Linked DNA regions of Homo sapiens: region 2 is linked to region 1. Evidence: read pairs that join two places in POLR2A ChIA-PET (ENCODE). Cell type or tissue: OCI-LY7. All regions are shown on one strand.

What was found. ChIA-PET counts read pairs that join two places held together with the same protein. Peaks named below come from ENCODE experiments on the same cell type or tissue, not always from the same donor. Only the 100,000 strongest peaks of a DNase experiment are listed, where the experiment ranks them.
Region 2: POLR2A ChIA-PET joins it to region 1 with 5 read pairs; 1 of 35 experiments calls an interaction of 5 or more read pairs at or near these places.

Annotation. Positions count from the first base shown.
Region 1 is chr5:81,551,242-81,555,241 of GRCh38, forward strand. The region is part of intron 4 of SSBP2 (single stranded DNA binding protein 2); the gene reads right to left. Among named protein-coding and RNA genes, the nearest start is that of ACOT12, 160 kb to the left of the region's middle. In OCI-LY7, no CTCF peak of the experiment used is centred here; no DNase peak of the experiment used is centred here; H3K27ac peaks cover 499 bases.
Region 2 is chr5:81,734,699-81,738,698 of GRCh38, forward strand. The region is part of intron 1 of SSBP2 (single stranded DNA binding protein 2); the gene reads right to left. Among named protein-coding and RNA genes, the nearest start is that of SSBP2, 14 kb to the right of the region's middle. In OCI-LY7, no CTCF peak of the experiment used is centred here; a DNase peak (open chromatin) is centred at 1,583.

The DNA.
Region 1 (4,000 bases):
AATACATTTGGTTTTGGGAATTAGAAAAACAAGACCTTATTTTTCTTAAGTATATGTATCTGCTTGATAACAATAAATCTGATAATTTTATTTGCAGAAGATATTCAACATAAGCATAATCACAGTTTTCCTAATTAATGGTATTTCAAGTGAAGCACCTTAGGTATCCATTTTTGGAATTTTATCATACTCATGATTTAAAAAGTTTTAGAAATGCAAATACTTTTATATAGCATTAACCTCTAAAATGCTGACAGTCAGTCTACAATCAGTCTTTCTCAATGGGAAGGCTTGAACAACAAGTGATTCCAGGCGGCAATTTTCCACTTGCATTCTGTTATTTATTAAAATAAAAGTATTTATTACTTATTTACTAAAATATTTAAAAGAAATGTAACTGCATTTCTTCCAGTAAAGCTCTCAACTTAAATCTTATTTAAATTTTTTGTTGGTCACGTGACATTTAGTAATTATATGTCAGTGCTGAAAACAATTAAAATTAAGTTTTGTGGAATGTAAAAATGTATACTTTATTAAATTTAGAGACAGTTACAATTTATGCTTATTTTTATGTCATTGTCCTGGTACTTAAAAAATATCTACAAGACTATTATTTTAAAATGTTGACAACTATTAAATAGATCTAAAGTAATTACACATTTTGATGCTTATTGTACATTTCTTAGGAAATTTCTAAGAATTTGAAGAGGCTATTTTCAGAAAACATTTAATTGAATCATAAAAGGTATCAGTGTATCAACTCACACTTCACACACTGTGATCTCACTTACATTCCTTTTTTAGTTACATTCACTTGACATTAGGAAAATATTGGATATGGCTTATTTTGTTTTGTAGCATAAAATTAATAACATTATCTTGGTTAGTGAGTATATGAATATTTGTGCTAATTCTTGTATAGAGAGATAAATAAGCAAACAAGAGCCTAAAAGTATGTTTAATGCTAGTTCTCAAATCCATATGACATAGCTGGGTTCATATAATATGTATTTAGAATAAATATCTATAGTTAAGAAGTAGAGTGAACCTAATATTTAATTATCATCGGAAACTGTATTAAGAAACCAGAAATTTACAGTCAAAACAAAGTAAAGGCCGGGCACGGTGGCTCATGTCTGGTGATCCCAAAATTTTGGGAGGCCCAGGTGGGTGGATCACTTGAGGACAGGAGTTTGAGACCAGCCTGACCAACATGGTAAAACCCTGTCTCTACTAAAATACAAAAATTAGCCAGGTGTGACGACACATGCCCATAATCCCACCTACTTGGGAGGCTGAGGCACAAGACTCACTTGAACCCAGGAGGCAGAGGATGCAGTGAGCTGAGATCACACCACTGCACTCCAGCCTGGGCAACAGAGCAAGACTATGTCTCTTAAAAAAAAAAAAGAAAAAAGAAAGAAGAAAAAAAAAAACCCAAAGTAAAACAGGATTTACAGAAAATAATGTAAAGGTGTGCATGTGAAGAGGAATTGGTAGAACAAAAATACAGTTTTGGATTCTTTAATTTTTTTAAGTTAACCTGTGACTCAAATAGTGATAGACTTTTAGTAATTATAAAGAGCATGAAAATGCTAAGTAGGTCTGGAATTTATAAATTCTTCTTCATCCATTTATACAGCAATGGATAATATTACACAGCATGTAATATTATCTCTTTACCTGAAAAAGCAACATTAAAAATAGGTCACAGCTTCTGAGGGAGGATACAAACTGTCAGGAGTACTTCCAGCACAGTAGCAGTTCAGGAAATGAGGATGATAATGAGACTCCATGACTGCTGAGAATCGGAAGAGGAGGTATGAATTCTCATTCAACCCTAACAATTGTCCATTGTCCATGAGGCCTTGGGTGAGTCACTTAAGCTCAGTGATTTGATTAACAGCAATATTGAATTTACCTTCCTCAATATGGATTGTAAGGTTAAGTAGAGCCAACACGAAATGTACATGCAAAACCTATTCTTTCACTTGTGACCCTACTCTCTGTAACTACCTTTTATGTTTTATTTTCTCTAGACAAGTTAAATATTTATAAAAATTACAAAGGCTGAGAGATCAATTCTAAAAATATAAGAATCTTTCAGAAACAAGTTTATTTTATAAGGGAAATAGCAGGATTGTGATACACTCCACCCTGCACCTCTCCACACACTACATACTAGCTACTCCCTAAACCCCAGACTTGGGCTGGACATTTTCTTAACTCATAGCATCAGAAAAATATCATTACTGAAGTAAACTTATAAAGTTATAGAAATGGCTAGCTATTTTCCAGTAATCATATAAAAACTCAGAAAAATTTATAACCAGAATAATTCTCCTTTATGTTTCAATTACTTAGAAATTCAGTAACAAACATCATCAAAATATACATATTGCTTCATATATTTATATATAAATAAAATATCATCATCAGGGCAGCAGGAAATAGAGGCAGCAGGGTGTAGAAGTGAGATAAGGACAGGATGTTGTTGTTTCAGCAGAACAATTTACAATGTATTTACTTTTTATACAAGTGAACTAAATGTTTGTATAGTTAACTTTCTTGTTTTCCTTTTTTGCTTTCTCTTCTTTTCTTACCATCCTTTCCTACCTTTATCCTTTCCTGCTTTCTTTCCCTCCTTCTCTCCTACCCTTTTTTATTAATACTTTCTTCCACCCAACACTGATTTTTGGCTGAGACCACAGTTTCAACAAGAAATAAAAACTGCATTACTCAGGAAGGAACTAATAAACTTCCCCTCCCCCAAATGCCATTAGAGACTTCCTGAATAAATGAGAAATCCATTAATTTTAAAAAAAGAGAGTGCTTGCATAAGTAACAAAAACAGATTCCGGTCTACATTATGATTAAAATCAACTTGAATAATAAAAATTAGATATAAATAAGATCCATTAGGACATCTGACACATCTATGGCCAGTGATGCTTGGTCCCAACAATGTGTAGACTTTTTTAGTCCATTGTCAAACAATCATAAGTGGGACTTCTACCACTTCTCCTTAAAAAATTCTGTAACATAATGGATTTAATTAACATGAAATTTCTTGTAAATATGCCTATTACTGACATTCTTTCATTCAAAACCATTTCATTATTCATGGTCATACTAGTTAGTGGAATGGCTGAATAAAATAATGCACAAGTATGTACAATTTTAAATATATAATTATATTTATTTAATTTTAGATAATAATTATATATTTAATTAACACAAAGGCTCAAATTTTATATTTCACATAAAAACACTATGTATATCCACATATATTCTTGCTCTGAGGCTCATTCTCTATTGAATTAATTTGTTTTTAACAATGGTTACATAAAAATTCCTCCTACAAATTATATTTTAGTTATAGCTAATAAACCACTAGCCTTTTTGACTTATATTTAAAGGACAAATAGAAAAAGAGGTTTAGAATTGTTATTTGCTTTGGTTTGTTTGTTTTGCATGACAGTTTATGGGCAAGCCAGTAATTTGTATCCTAAGCTTTTATACTAAGATAGCTCTCAACAACTGATTTGGTCATTATAGAGATAATAAATACCATTCATGATGATAATTTAAATAAAAATGTGTTGACTTAAGAGATAAACTTTGGTAAAATCTGATTTCTCTTCTGTTTCAATGACTCCTAACATAGTACAGCCACTGAAAGGAACTTAATGCTTGTCAGGAGCCATTGAACTTTATAGTGAGCATCTGGGTAGTGCCACCGTGCAGATGTTGCAGTAGAATACCACAGTAAAACTACTTTAAGTTTCATCTGGTTAATAACAGTACTTCACTCAATATTGCTTTCTGTAATTTCTGATTATTTTTGACCAAATAAAATTTCTTTGCCTTGTTTAAAGAAATAATTGTGATTTCTTACAAAACAAGGTCCTCCACTTCTATAATAAAGTACAGACTTTATTTATAGCAAAATAAATTTAATTTTTCTAATTAAAAATAAATCACTAATATAAAACATTAT
Region 2 (4,000 bases), 180 kb after region 1:
CGGTGGCTCACGCCTGTAATGCCATCACTTTGGGAGGCCGAGGCGGGCAGATCATGAGGTCAGGAGATCAAGACCATCCTGGCTAACACGGTGAAACTCTGTCTCTACTAAAAACACAAAAAACTAGCCGGGCGTGGAGGTGGGCACCTGTAGTCCCAGCTACTCAGGAGGCTGAGGCAGGATAATGGTGTGAACCCGGGAGGAGGAGCTTGCAGTGAGCCGAGATCGTGCCACTGCACTCCAGCCTGGGAGACAGAGCAAGACTCCATCTCAAAAAAAAAAAAAAAAAAAAAAGAGAAAAGAAAAATCAAGTTGACCTGCATATGCTCCTCACTGCCGATTTTAAATGAATATTAAGCATGCTAAATTAATGATCAAAGCACTTAAGAATTTTGCTTAGAACAGCAATGGCTGCAAACTTTAGTTAATTCCTCTCATGCTGGATGTTGCAAATTATATTAAATATATAGAGATAAACCTAATTTATTGTATCTTTGATAACTACAACAAAAAATAAATAGCCCTAAATACTATCAGTTGCATTTCAAAGCTCTGATAAGACAATCATGAGATTTACGTAGAAATACACTATTAGTAATATATAACATAGGACTTTTTTATTACTTAAATTTTAAATTTAAATACAGTCATCCTTCCACATCCATGGGGGATTTGTTCCAGGGTCACCCCCCACCCACTGCAGATACCAAAATCAATGGATGCTCAAGTCCCTTACATAAAATGGTGTAGCATTTGCATATAACCTATGTACATCCTTCCCTATACTTTAAATCATCTCTAGATTACTTACAACACCTAATATAAATGCTATGTAAACAGTTCTTATACTGTATTGTTTAGAGATTAATGACAAGAAGAAAAATCTACACTGATCAGTGAATATGCAACCATCCATTTTTGATTTTCGAATATTTTTAATCCACTATTGGTTGAATCCTCGGATGTAGAACCCACAGAGAGGACTGACTGTATATTTTTAAATAATAAGATAATTTTAATAAAGAATTCATGCTTTACAAATGATAACTCACAACATTTTATAAACTTCCCTATTGACAGAGCAAAATATAAATTTTACCATAAAATATTAGATAAAATAGAACATCGATAACCATACTTTATCATTTCTATATGTGCATTTGCTCTCCTCTGAGATTAAGCTTATCCTCTTAAAAATGACAAAACGTATTTATCAATCCTTCTGTGTTTTATTACACCTGGGTAAAATGAAACGAGTATTTCAGATTGTTTCCTGTTCTCAAGTTGGTAGAAAACAAACTCGGATCAAGTCGCTGCCCAATCTTAAGAGTGGGCCCCACTGGCCTCAGGATGAATTCATAATTCTTAGGCTGGCTTTCAAGAATTAGTCATTGCTTATTTCTGTAGCCTCTACCACTTTTCCAAAAACATCCTACTACCCTGAAACACACACACACACACACACACACACACACACACACACACACACACTCTACGGCACTACTGAATTTTTTGCTTCTAGAAACTATCACAGCCTCACTGGACTTCTTCCAAGCACAAAATTGGCGCTATGCCAAAAGCCCTGTTTGCTTTTCTGGCAGGGTTTACCTTGCCCACTGCCTTATACAGTGCCTGGCACAGAGCAGGATGCTGAAAAAAGTAGTTAATGAATAAATGAATAATAAGTGAATTTAAACTTTTTTTTAATCTTGTTTTTGAGGGAGGTATTTATTGGAACTTGGAAATTGATATATGCTCACAAATGTTATCTTTTGCTGCCTTTTCTCCTCGAATTTAAAAGGGTGCTTTTTGGTCAAGTGGCTTTGATGTTTTTCTCATTAAATATCAAAATTTGTATATGCATGTATGGATATTAAAAAGTCTAAAAGATTATATGGTTATTTTTATTTTCTTCATTTTTGCTTATCTGTATCTCTAAATTTTTCTTCTTGGAATATTTATTACTCAAATAATAAAAAGTATTTTAAAGAGTACTAGTAAGCTAATCAAATTAACTCAATTTGTGCTCTGTAAATAGGGCCTTTACTCAGGTATTCTCATTTGTCCCTTCTACCAATTTAAAAAGTAGAAAGGAAATTTAGAAATACAATTCTAAAGAAAAGTCAGCTAACCAAGGGAGAGTTAAAAAATAATTTCCCATCAAACTTTTGCTTTACAGGCTAATAGCCTGATTGGTAGCCAGAGTGGGCAGTTATTAATTTAGTTTTCTCCATGGTACCACAGTTATTTTCTAGTTATCACTTCAAAATGATCCCTTTAATTCTAATCTCCTACAATTCAGAAAGTTTTTAAAAATCAGTTGACAAAAGGTAGCAAGTGTAATCCATCCCAAAATCACTTTTTAAAAATTCATACACTCAGTCACTTTCAACACCCACCTAACTAAAGCTAAAAACCACTTTACCTACTGGCTTTCCTTTCCATGTCCCCTGTAGCATACCATTATTGTCATCCTTTAATGATAATAATAATAAAAGTGGTTTAAAACACTTTGGAGTTCACAAAACCTCTTTACAACACAATAAAACCCAAAATTATTCCAACTATTGCCCCTCCTTGCAAAATTCTCCAAGTTAAAAAAAAAAAAAAAAAAAAGTATGTCCCCTTCCAGTTAAGTCTTCTCTCTATGCTTCCTTTCTCCAGTGAAGGCTGTCCACATTTGACATCTCCACCACCTCATCTTCTATCAATTTCCCAAAACACTGCATCTAACTTGAGTTCACTCCACTGAAACTGTCCTCCCTAAGTCACAGATGGTTTCTTAAAAACTGAGCCCTGTTTGGCCAGGCGCGGTGGCTCACACCTGTAATCCCAGCACTTTGGGAGGCCAAGGCAGGCGGATCACGAGGTCAGGAGACTGAGACCATACTGGCTAACACGGTGAAACCCCGTCTCTACTAAAAATACAAAAAAAAAAAATTAGCCGGGTGTGGTGGCGGGCGCCTGTAGTCCCAGCTACTCGAGAGGCTGAGGCAGGAGAATGGCATGAACCCGGGAGACAGACCTTGCAGTGAGCCGAGATTGCTCCACTGCACTCCAGCCTGGGCAACAGAGTGAGACTCCATCTCAAAAAAAAAAAAAAAACAAAAAACTCAGCCCTGTTTAACCTTCTTGTTCATTCTACAAATCTGGCATGGTAACTCACCCTTCCATTCTCAAAACTCCCTTTCCTTGATTTCTGCTAATGTCAGTCCTTTATGCGTTTCCCTCATATGTCTCCGTTCTTTTCAATCTCAATTTCAAACTCTCATTCCACCTATACCTTAAATATTCCCCGAACTTCCATCTCTGATTTCCTCACACTTTCTCCCTGCACATTCCCAAGAAGAATGGCTTTATCCCTATTTCGTGCCTTCAAATGATACAAGATGCAAAACCAAATGGGCCATACATTAGTAGCAAAAACAAGCAAAACTGATCTATGCTGTTAAAAATCAAGCAAGATGGGTAGCACATATGAAGCTTCCAGAGTGCTGGTAATGTTCTTTTTCTTGATGTGGGTACTTGGTTACACTGGTGTGTTCAGTTTGCGAAAACTCATCAAATTTACACATTTAGGATATGTGCACTTTTCTGTATGAATGTCAGATTTCAATAACGCTATTTTTTTAAAGAGAGAAATAATAAACTAAACCTTGAGTTCAGATTTCAGCTCTAACATGTGTACTTCAGCTAAATTACTTATCCTATTAAAGCCTTAGTTTCCTCACACTTATCCTTTCTCATTTCTGTATCTCCAGCCTAGACTTCTTCCAGGAACTCAAAAGCTACATATCCAAGTTCCTCCCAAACTTCTCCATCGCTAGGTCTTAATGGCATCTCAAACTAAACTCATCATCTTCCTCCTTACACCTTTAAAATTACCTGTTCCTCCTCCTGTATCCCAAAGTCTGTGACTAAAACTTCTACCAACAATTGCAGCCATCTTTAAAAATCCTAATTTTCACACTTAGGCCACCAAGTCTGATCTATTCTACAT